2 separate regions of the Homo sapiens genome follow, and region 1 is linked to region 2. The links are chromatin contacts, found by Hi-C or POLR2A ChIA-PET in ENCODE. All regions are on one chromosome and are shown on one strand. The core of a region is the stretch at or near the end of the contact, and the rest is flanking DNA. Distances in the headings are between cores, read along the strand shown.

What was found. Hi-C counts contacts between places; a loop is a spot of excess contacts on that map. ChIA-PET counts read pairs that join two places held with the same protein, here RNA polymerase II (POLR2A). Pooled maps may share reads with other maps.
Region 1: a loop to region 2 is called in a map of right cardiac atrium, with 2.9 times the contacts of the local background. The contact joins two enhancer-like sites. A Hi-C loop is called at or near these places in 11 of 168 maps with a recorded cell type or tissue (Right ventricle myocardium inferior, Right ventricle myocardium superior, body of pancreas and 5 more), 2 of 37 single-sample maps with no recorded cell type and 12 of 50 pooled maps. POLR2A ChIA-PET finds 5 or more read pairs at or near these places in 5 of 52 experiments (HepG2, K562 and WTC11).

The regions. Positions count from the first base shown.
Region 1 is chr2:11,554,228-11,559,994 of GRCh38, reverse strand. It overlaps GREB1 (growth regulating estrogen receptor binding 1), which reads right to left. Exons shown (of 33, transcript NM_014668.4): 2 at 3,224-3,541. The coding sequence starts at 3,380. Among named protein-coding and RNA genes, the nearest start is that of MIR4429, 16 kb to the right of the region's middle. RefSeq lists an enhancer at 212-930. Within about 2 kb of position 3,799, at least 2 of the 41 ENCODE cell types and tissues checked have a DNase peak (open chromatin) inside an H3K27ac peak, as active enhancers do.
Region 2 is chr2:11,502,808-11,508,604 of GRCh38, reverse strand. It overlaps a transcript of GREB1 not described here. Among named protein-coding and RNA genes, the nearest start is that of GREB1, 28 kb to the left of the region's middle. Within about 2 kb of position 2,309, at least 5 of the 41 ENCODE cell types and tissues checked have a DNase peak (open chromatin) inside an H3K27ac peak, as active enhancers do.

The DNA.
Region 1 (5,767 bases), core at 2,550-5,049, 50 kb before region 2:
GACAAGAGGCAGAAGAAGCTGAACGTTTCCAGCAGGTGGGAAGCGTGACTTTGGGAAGGTCACAGCAGGAGGTGACTCAGGAACTCCTGATCTCTCAGATTTCCTGGGCTTAGAGGACACAGAGTGGTAGGAAAGGTGTGAAGAGATTACCCAGAGGTGGGGTGGGGAGGGAGACACACTCTTGAGCCTGCTTCAGATGCTTTCTTCCTGCCATTACATACAGCAGGCGTGGTTTTAGCAGAAGGTGTAAAGAGTCATGCCCAGACCCCAGGCGCCAGCAAGGCAGTACAGGTCTCCATGTCGGACACAGAAGACTCTGCAAAATCGACTCTGGTCTCTAAGCCAGCACCACAGAGGCTCAGAGGGGATGGCACAGATGCCAACTATCAGTGAAATAAGGGAGACACATCCCAGGAGAACTAAAACCAGCAGCCCCCAAGGCCCGCACCGTCGCAGCCAAGGGCACACCCGGGAATGCCTGCATGTGATTCTGCCAAGCTGCTAAGAACGGCAATTCAGACTCTCAGAAGGCATGAAAGAAAAGGGTCGTAAGCCTCAAAAGGTCAAAGAAAGAGCTCAAAATCCAGTCAGTAAGAAAGCAGGATTAAAAGTCAAAGGTCTACATCAGATATTCCAGGGGCTGTGATGGGAAGATCCGCCAGCAACAAGCTCGAGGGGACATTCCTGCCCGGGAGCAGACTAAACCAGCCGTGTTTACCCAGGTCTCCTGGCAGGACGAGAGCTCTAAAATGGCTTTAGACAAAACCAACTGGATTGGGAGCTTAGAATCCTAATAACAAAACACAGGAACTCAGGGGCCTGGAGCGCCGCTTCCCTCCATTCCGTACAAGGCTACTGCTTTTAATGTTGACATGCAATTGTGTTTTCTTTCCATGAGCAGAAACTCTATGGCATTCTAAGTGGGTGGGACTACAGGATTTTACCTACATCCTGTTTAATGAATAAATACTTATCCCAAAATGCTGGACAGTGTCTGTTTTGTTGATCTCTCTTTTTTTAAAAAAATCAAGAATGTGTAAGGGTTTTTCCCCTAAAGGAGGTGGTAGGTTAACAGCCCTAATTCAAAGAACAAAGTAATAAGACTCCTGTTAAATCCCCCTCACAAATACATAAAATGTTAACAGATCAAGGGGTGTTCAGTATACCAGCACCCTGGTCATAAAAACCATCTTTAATGTCATTGTCTGAAGAAGGCCAGCAATGAGATAAGAAACCCCGACAAACAGACACTACGAGATGTGGCCTGGATAAGCCTGTCTGCACCAGGTTTGACTATGCAGAAAGCAGGGCCTCTAGCTGAGTGCTTGGTTTAGGGTAACATTTAGCAAACCAAAAAGAGTCTGTCTCTTCCCACCAGCCCCATCAGCCCCCTTGTTTTCCTGCACTAGAAAACCAAACTCTCAGAGGACTTCTCTCTTCTGTTTGTCGGACAAATGGGAAAATCATAGGGCTTGTTCCAGTTTTCATACCAACGTGGAGCTGGACAAGCCGGCTGACAGCTGGCAGGGAACCTTCAACCGCAGCACCGGAGGAATGAAGGCTTAAGCCTCAGCGCTGTCCCTGGACAGTGCCACATGTCCAACAGCAGATAAGGGCACCCTGAGCTGTCGGAATGTCAGACACAGCCTCCCAGTTAAAGGTGGGCAGAAAGCAACTATCAAGATCTTTCAACAGGAGGGAAAGCTAATTTGGAATCCTCAAAGGGCTTTCTACTCCTCTCTCCCGCTGTGGGCAGCCCTGAGTCTACTCAAGCCCTTGTCTGTCCCCTTTTTATCTCAGAGCTTGGCCAAAGCTGAGTATGCAACTGCTGCTCAGTCACTCAAGCTTCCAGCAAGCCACCCTTCCATCTTCCCAAATCACAGAATTCAATTACTTCAGCTTGTGAGGTGAAAGCACTTTGTGGATTTTAAGGTATCATTCAAATAAACATTACCATCAATATCACTATTATTAATCCATAATTAGCCACAAAGCTCTTCAATACTATAGATGTAGAGGATGACCAGGTAATTCATATTCCACCAAAGTCTTTCAACTGGCCAAAAACAGTCCATAAAATACTTTCCAGCCATTTCTCGGCTCCCCATAAAATCACAGTGACGTCTCCCATGCCAGAAAACATCAGTGCTTTTGATGTGAATGCCAGCGAATTCTTGGTTTTCCTAATGCATGGTTTTGACCACAGTCTAGTTTCTCTCAGACCCACATCCAGTTCTTCCAGGGGTTTAGAAGGGCCATTTGCAAGGTTAATTTAGTAAGGATGTTTTAAACAATGACACAGAAATGCCTCCTGCTAGAATAAGCAACTATCAGATCTCACACAAGCTCAGTGTGGGGCCCCTTGAAGACAAGCACCTCCACACCTCGTTCTTCTCTAGGTGCAATTCTCTCCAACCCAACCATCCCCTTCCACATACACACTCACGCACAGCAAGACCACCCCAGCACAAGACCTGGCTCACTCAGTGCTTTCTTCGTTAATTCTAGTTTATTAATTTTTGTTTTAAAGTATAGCCCCTTTTCACTTCAATAACTAAGAGAAGTCTGCGGGTAACTTCAAGTCAAAGACATCAACTTACAAAAAGAACTTCCATAACAGAGCTATCTCATACTATGGATCACTGAGGGGTTACTTCTGAAATGAAAACACACAGCTATAAAAAACAATCATTTCAATCTCTGCATAATTAAATAAACTCTAAAAAGTCATCCCTATGCCCGAAGAGAATTTAGTTGTTTATTCTTGGCATATATTAAATTTATAATGTTTGCTTTTGGTTTTTAAAAGTTTCTGAGAGTTCTCATACCTACTATTACTTTGCAAAGATATAGCCACAAATCACAGGACAAAGAAAAGGAATATATTGCTGAGGGTCAAAAGCATGTTAAAATTCCTTGCTTTTCCAAGTGAAAATGTCAAACCTTCTAATAAGAGCATAAGTAACAACCGATTGAGAACAATTTGTCCTCTTCCTTTCTCCTACTGATTCAATGAATAATTTTACTTCTTGCAATTTTATGGCTGAAACTTATTTACATTTTAGCCAAAGTAAGAACTTGTACCCAGTTTTCTTTTTCTAATAATTCTTTTCTGCTAGATTCAACGTTATCTACATAAAGAAAAGAGTTTCAAGTTCTGGTGCTAACATTAACTGCGCACAATAAAAGAAATACACAGATAAAAGCAACGTGCGTCTCCCACCTTCTAGAGCGGCAAGCTGCTGCTCAGCTTCCAGGTACAGCTGGGAAAAGATGGGCCTGGGCACCAGGTTGTTGGACCGCAGGGATGCCTCGATGGAATTGTGCAAGACCTCTTCAAAGCGTGTCGTCTTCAGCTGTCCAGCGTAAGAATTTCCCATCTTCAAGAGGATGGAGTCTTCTGTTTAAAATGGCATCTCAGATTCGGTGCAAAAGCCTGGCTCCACGCAAGGTAGAAGGTGAAACAGCTGCAAGGAGGAAGGGCCGTGTAGCCTTCGCTCAGCAGAGACGAAGAAAGGGTGGCTGTCCTCAGCTGCAGCTACTGCCGGGCAATTACAGGAAGTTATATAAGTAACAGCTTTCTCTAATTTAGCACTCAGCAGAGCCTGACACCTCTTAGACTGTTTCACTAGGAGCTGCCTCTTTTGCCATCCCCAGGTTTCACAGGACTCCCACTTTTCCCAGAGATGTGGTCCTGCCCCTGAGAGTTCCCAGACGAATGACGTTTCATTTTCCATGACCTGCAGACGAATGGCCCTCCAACACTCTTGTAAGTGACGGCAAATGAGCGATCCACCAAAACCAGTCCCAGATTTGAGGATTAGAGGAGCCGGCCTCCCCCACCTTCCCAGAAGATAGGCTAGCAGGTCTCCCACCATTGTCTTTGCTGGTAAAAGGCTGATTATTCTCATTCTTCCTTTAAAATGTTTTTTAATCTACTAAATGTTTCCATGATTCAAGTAATACAGAATTATATCTGGAAAACCTGGAAATCACAGAGGAGTGGGAAAACGAGGAAAATCACTGACATTTCTATCCCCCAAGAGATTTATTTTCTATCCCCCCAAAAATCACAGAGAACCACTGTGACTTTTTTTCTGTAGCAACTTAATTGAGATATAATTCACATACCTTACCACTTAAAGTAGACAACTCAATGGTTTTTCGTATATTCACAGTGTCGTGTAACTATCATACGATCAATTTTAGAATGCTTTCATCACCCCAAGAGGAAACCCCAGACCTATCACTCTGCAACCCTCCAACCCCTCCAGCTGGAGGCAACAATTAATTTATTTTCTGTCTCTATAGATTTGCTCATTCTGGATACTTTGTATAAATGGAATCATTCAGTACGAGGTCTTTTGTGACTGGCTTCTATCTAACGTTAGCACAATGTCTCCAAGATTCATCTGTTTAGCATGAATCAATACTTCATTCCCACTCACGTATTTTGATGTATTGTTTTAGACTTAATTCTCTTCAGAACTTGCAGATGGGAAGGGATGGGAGATTGTATTCACATAATTATAATCATACTATAATACACATTTTTATTGTTTTTGTTTTTCCTTGACATAAGCATTTCGCTCAACCCTCTTGCAAATGTTTTTAGAACAATTTTAATGGCTGCTTCCATTGAGTGAAAATGCTGATATTTGTTCTGACATTTCTCCCTGATCATACATAGGGTTAAATTTCTATTTTCAGTCCTTCCCAAGAACAGGCATTTAAATGTGTATATGTCCATAATGTTTTCCATTTATTTTCTATTTCATTACATTTAGCTATTTGTTATATTTCTCTTTATTTCCCTTTGGTTTAACTTGTACTTTTTCCAAACTTTTCAAAATAGTTACTTTATTGTCATCTTTAGTTTTCATCTTCATTAACAACGAAGACATTTAAGGCTATACGTTATTCTCTGGGCACCTCCTTTGCTATGGTACAAGGTTTAGTATGAAGTGTTCTCCTTTTCATTTCTTTCTAGACAGTTTATCATTTCCCTCTGATTCCCTCTTTGATCCGTTAATTATACAGGAGTGTGTGTTTAATTTTTAAACAGTCAAGACAGCAATGGGGGGTGACTTCAGCTTCATATTATTTATTTCCAGTTTTTAATAGATTATAATCAAGACTGTGGTCTTTAGAAACTCTACTTTTGAAACTTGTTAAGGGTTTCTTTTTGACATATACCTGCTGGAGTTTTACAGATATGAGAAAAGACATTCGTAAACTCTACAAGGGATGAAAGGAAATCAATCAGATTATTCAACTGTTCTATATCCTTGTATGTCTCTTGTCTACTAGCCTGTTCATCTTTAAAGTAACATTTGACATACAAAATGGCACCAGATGCCTGCACTGAAATGACCACAGAATAGCAGTTTCCTGCCTTCATCTACAATTACTGCACACAGACCAGTTATGAAACTGGCTTCATCGGTCAAGCGAGATCTCCCATTCACTCTAACTCAAGCCATGTGTAATAAATTCCCCTCGTCCTTGTTCTGTTGGTGGCAGAGTAGCTTCAAGATGTCATCCTTCATGCCCTGAAAGAGTTCTGCTTTCCCTCCCGAAGGTATAATAACTGGTAGAGTCACGTTGATTTCCCGCCCCTATTGTAAGAAAGATTCAGCCTTTCCTCTTCCAACTAAAAGTAAATGGAAGGCATTAACCACTTCCTGCTTGTGGCAATAACTTCTGACCACAGGGCCCCTTGGTCAGCCTCTGCTTATAGCCTGGGGAAATGAGCTGTGGGAAGATT
Region 2 (5,797 bases), core at 1,060-3,559:
TTTGTTCTTGGGAGGATTATGTACGTTCTTGTTCAAGCAGCAAGCCACGTAAAAGGGGAGTGGCCAGGCAAAGATGTCAGGAAGGATGCAAAACAAACCTTTGCCACACTGGGGGAAAGCCAGAAAGGAGCCCAGCCTGAGGCTGCCAAAGCGTGTGCAAAGCCCGTTCTGCTGAAGACCCACGCAGGGCGCTGTTCTTTGTTGGAAAATGAAGGATCTGGGAAATATTCCAACGCCAGCCTCATGTGTCCCGATGCAGAGGATGGTGAGGGTGGCTGCAGGGTGAGGCCAATCCCTGGATGTAAAATGTGGAGGGTTTTCCTGGAGGAAATAGAAATTCCAACTGCCATGAGCCCCTGGAGAAGGAAGATCTAGGGATAGAAATTGGACCAGGGTGCAGGCCTGTGGCATGGGACTGGGGCCACAGTGGGGAGAGGCTGAAGGGCCTGGAAGAGCTCAGTGTCTATCTGTCTGTCTTTCTGTTTCTCCTTCTCTCAGAAGAAGAAGAAAGCAAACCTCTACCATAGGCGAAATGGACTAGAAGCTGTCTAGAAGTCTCTGAAAACAATATATCTAGTACATGGCTTTATGTTTTTTGGCATATAATTCCCTCCTGGGATAATTTCCTCAATATATTACTGTAAACAATGCAGCCTCTGTTTAGATGAGTTAATGGAGAGAATTAAAGAAAGGTCCAGAATCCTCAGTTAAAATAACTCAGGAAAAGGCAGCTTTCTTCTCACCCACTCCAAGGCCTATGTGGTGACAGCAGCAACAGCTTCCCTGAGTCCTGTGGTCTCAGGACTCCATGGTAGAGTCGGGACCAGAGAGGGACAGACTCAGTATGAACACAGCTGTTGGGGGCACCAGGCAACCAGCTCCACCCAGAGCCTCCAAGGGCAGGAAGGACTCTGAGAAGCAGGAGGCTGGCGCCTGGACAGGCAGCAACTCCATGCCAGGAGACTCCCTTGTTAGTCAAAATAATACCCATTTGATAGAACTGCAAGGGCTGGGCAAGGTCTCTGAACTAATAAAACACAGAATACAGTTTGCATGTTCACTCTTGGTTTCTTGATACCAAATATAAATTACCTGATCTAGTGCCTGCATCAGAGTAGGCAGTCACTACAGGGCCACTTTTGATGCTATTATTATTATGTTGCCATTATTGTTTTTCGGTTTATGGTTTTTTTTTTTTTTTGGAGTCTTGCTCTGTTGCCCAGGCTGGAGTGCAGTGGCGCAATCTCCACTCACTATAACCTCTGCCTCCCGGGTTCAAGCAATTCTCCTGCCTCAGCCTCCCGAGTAGCTGGGATTATAGGCACCTGCCACCACGCCTGGCTCAGTTTTGTATTTTTAGTAGAGATGGGGTTTCGCCACGTTGGCCAGGCTGGTCTGAAACTCCTGACCTCAGGTGATCCGCCTGCCTTGGCCTCCCAGAGTGCTGGGATTACAGGCGTGAGCCACCTGTTACTGTTGTTATTACTATAATTAATCATGAAAAAATACCAATGCTTGTGATATCATCTACCAAGAAAACTGGTATATAGAGAAGGATTATTTCTGTTTTAATTTCTTTGTATAATAAGTTATTGATTATCTTGTAATTCTATATCAAAATCAGCAATATTCTTTGATTGCTTCACACAAAATATAAAGGGATGTAACACATGTTGTATTTAACGTGGGTGGAACCTTGATCCTGAAAGTTCTGAAAAACAAAGTGTGATATCCACAGTACAGTGCAGTCTGCCACTGCACACTGCAGTGTGTGTGCAGTATCAGGGACTGGAAGTTGGCTCCTCCCCAGGATGGAGAGTCCAGAGCTCAGGGTTCCACGCTGCTCTGCTGCTCCAACTCTGGTCATTCTGCCAGTTCCCAAGCCTCCCCAAGCTTCCATGATCTCATCCCTAGCACACATCACATTTTAGCATAATGAACTTTCAAGACATGAAGGAAGGGAAGACGGGACTGTATGATCATTTCTAACTAATTTGGGGAAATCCACCTCTAATTCCTAACCAACTCCAAAGGCAGATGGTCTAATAGAAAATAATAAATACACCAACTAAATCTCCACTCTTTTCCCCTGGCCACCTAGGTTTCTCATCACCTAATGAACAAAATGCCCACTGGTCTGGGTATGCTAAGGCCTGCCAAGGAGATCATGGGGAGAGAAGCTCTGATTCCTGGGCCTCAGGTGCTCTTACCATTGGCCTCCCTGAAGAAAAGGTGTCACTGGTTCCCCTCAGGCTATGGCCACAAGCCCAGTCCCCAGATAAACCATTTGACCCTGGCTCAGCTGCATGGTAACTACCTGTTGGCACATTACCAAACCACGCTTCTCAAGGACAGGAAATTCCAGCATCTATACTCAACCAAGAACACATGAGATGATTTGCTGTGACTAGAAACATTACTCCCAGACCACAGAGAATGTTAGGCCCGTGAGCACGGGGACCATGTGCACTGGGCTCACAGGTCTGTTCTTGGTGCCTGACATACTGCAGGTGCTCAATAAATATTTGTTGTAGCAATAAACAAACGCAACAGGCTTTGATACCCAGCCCTGTCGCTCCTTCACTGTAGAACCATTAGTAAATTGCTCTGCCTCTCTGCACCCTGCATCACAACTGAGAGTTCGCCGATGTTAAACATTATCCTTTTTCCTGATTTAATATTTATTTACAGCATGCCTTACTACTGCTTTACTTCCAAAGTCCGTTTACAAGTTAGTTTGAACACTTTTTTTTTTCCCAAAACAGGGTCTTGCTCTGTTTCCCAGGCTGGAGTGCAGTGGTGTGATCACAGCTCACTGCACCCTCGTTCTCCTGGGCTCAAGCAATCCTCCCATCTCAGCCTCCCCAGTAGTTGGTACTACAAGTACCCATCACCACGCCCGGCTAATTTTTTGTTTTTATTTTTTGTAAAGACCAGGTATCCCTATGTTGGCCAGGCTGGTCTCAAACTCCTGACCTCAGGTGATCCTCCTGCCTTGGCCTCCCAAAGCATGGGGTTACAGGCGTTAGCCACTGTACCCAGCCTGAACACTTTCATTGTTTTTATAATTTAATGATTTATTATTATTGAATTCCTCACATCCCTGAGGATGTGGGACAAACTCTCAGGGAAGTATAGAAGAGCTGGAGAGAACTGCTTGTGTGAAAGACTCTAGCTCTGTCCAGAGGACCAGTGGCTGGAGAGACAGGAAGGAGCTGGCAGGCACCATGACAGAATGTGCTCTCCACCCCAAGAGCATGCAGAGCCATTAGGAGACATTTTAAGCAAAGGAGAAGCATGATCAAGTGCAGGCTGGGAAACTGACTTACACTCCCCTCGCCGCAGTCCCCATCTCGGTAGAATGTGATGACACCTGCCAGGCACGGTGGCTCATGCCTTAATCCCAGCACTTTGGGAGGCCGAGGCAGGTGGATCACTTGAGGTTAGGAGTTCAAGACCAGCCTGGCCAACATGGTGAAACCCCGTCTCTACTAAAAATGCAAAAATTAGCTGGGCATGGTTGCATGCTCCTGTAGTCCCAACTACTTAGGAGGCTGAGGCAAGAGAATCACTTGAACCTGGGAGATGGAGGATGCAGTGAGCTGAGATGGCGTCACTGCACTCCAGCCTGGCAACAGAGCAAGACTCTATCTCAAAAAATAAAATTAAATTAAATGAAAAGAATGTGATCACACCTATCTTGCAAGGCAGTTGTTACTCAGAGCCAATAAGGTGGCCCAAAGTGCTGTGTCTGGCACAAGAAAGGGCTCAATGAATAGTGTAGGAATGAAAACAAAAAGTAATGTCGAATTATTCATAATGGCCAACAAGTAGAAATAAGCAATCAAGCAATGTTTGGATAAACAAAATGTGATCTATCCATACAATGGAATGTTATTCAGCCAGTAAAAGGAATAAAGTGCTATTACATGCTACAACATGGATGAAACTTGAAAACATTACACTAGGTGAAAGAACCCACACACAAATATGCAAAATGTCCAAAATAAGCAAAATCCATAGAGACAGAAAGTAGATTCGTGGTTTCCAAGCAAGGAAGGAATGGAGACTACTCGCTCATAGATGCAGGATTTCTTTTTGGGTAGTGGAAATATTTTGGAATTCATGGAGGTGGTGGCATAACTTTGTAAATCTACTAAAAATCGCTTCAACATAGTGAGTTTTCTGTTATGTGAATTATATCTCTATTAAAAAATCGCTTTGAAGACCCTCATCCACAGTTTCACTTTTCATGGTTTCAGTTTTCCAAGGTCTGAAACTACTAAATGAAAAATTCCAAAAATAAGTCATACATTTTAAATTGCATGCCATTCTTAGCAGCATGATGAAATCTCCCACCTTCTCACTCCATCCCATCCAGGACGTAAATCTCCTTTGTCCAGAGTGTCCACAGTGTGGACACCACCCACCCATGACCACTAGTCACTTATGACCCATCTCAGTTCTCATATCAGCAGATCACAAGAAGAAGGGTGAGTACAGTACAGTAAGAGACAGAAGGAGAGAAACCACATTCACTTAACTTTTATTACAGTATATTGCTATAATTGTTCTATTTTATTATTAGTTATTATTATTAATACTTTACTGAGCCTAATTTATAACTTAAACTTTATCATAGGTGTGTATGTATACGAAGAAACACAATATATATATAGTCCAGTACTAGCCATGGTTTCAGGCACCCACTAGGAATCTTGGAACATATATCCCATGGACAAGGGGGAATTACTGGAATGCTGAATATTGTGGAAAACCTGTTAAAGTCAGAATATGTAATATGCAATAAACAGGAAGGTTATCTTGCTCTGCTAACCCTAAGATAACCAGACGTGAGCAATCTCATCAGCAATCAAAGCTCGAATCATCATTCCACACTCGGAAAGTGGCCAAAATTAAGAAGCCCAACAATATTTGGTGTTGGCAAAAATGTGAGGAAAGAAGCACTCATCTGCCACCACTGGACATGTAAATTAGTCTGGCCACGCTAGCGAGCAATTTGGCAGTGCCTACACAAAGTGGAAGTGCACATACCACGTAACCTAGCAATTCCGCTCCTAGAAACTCCCCTACTGAGACACGAAGAGATACAAAAGGATGATCAGAGCAACATTTGTCATAATATTATAAAAAAGGAAACAATGAAAATGTCTACCATTAGAGGGAGAAAGAGAAAACAGTGATATATATTCACACTACCAAATACCAAAGATTAGCTAAAATGAACTACATCAATAATGTGAATATGAACAATGCCATTTACAACCCAAAAAATGTAAGCACTCGAAGCAATAGATACAGATTTATGTAATAAACGTGTGAAAATCTGGGCAGAAACAAGCCATGCCACACTCATGAGAATTGTCCCTCTGGGATGAGGGAGGAGAAAAGGGGACTTCCCCTCATCAGGAACGTTTCTTTCTTTTTACTGTCTGGGGCCATGTACAACAGCCAAGCCAGGTGGGGAAATAAGATGAGAGTGATTTCTGCTAGCCCCACACAACTAGAACATTGGTCTCCTTGCCCTCTGAAAGTCACTTTTACCAGGCACCTCTGCAGCAGCCTCCCTTTCTCCTTTCCAACATGAGCCATGAAGCCCCATAGCAACAACACAGCCTGGAGGTCGGATGGACTTCGTATGAATCTCAATTCCACCCCTTCCTGTCTGTGTGGCCTTGTCACTGAGGCTTTCTAAGCTCCCATTCCTCAACCATGAGACAGCAACAAAACTCACCTCCTGGACTTGTTAACACAGTTAAATGATGTAATCCTTCCA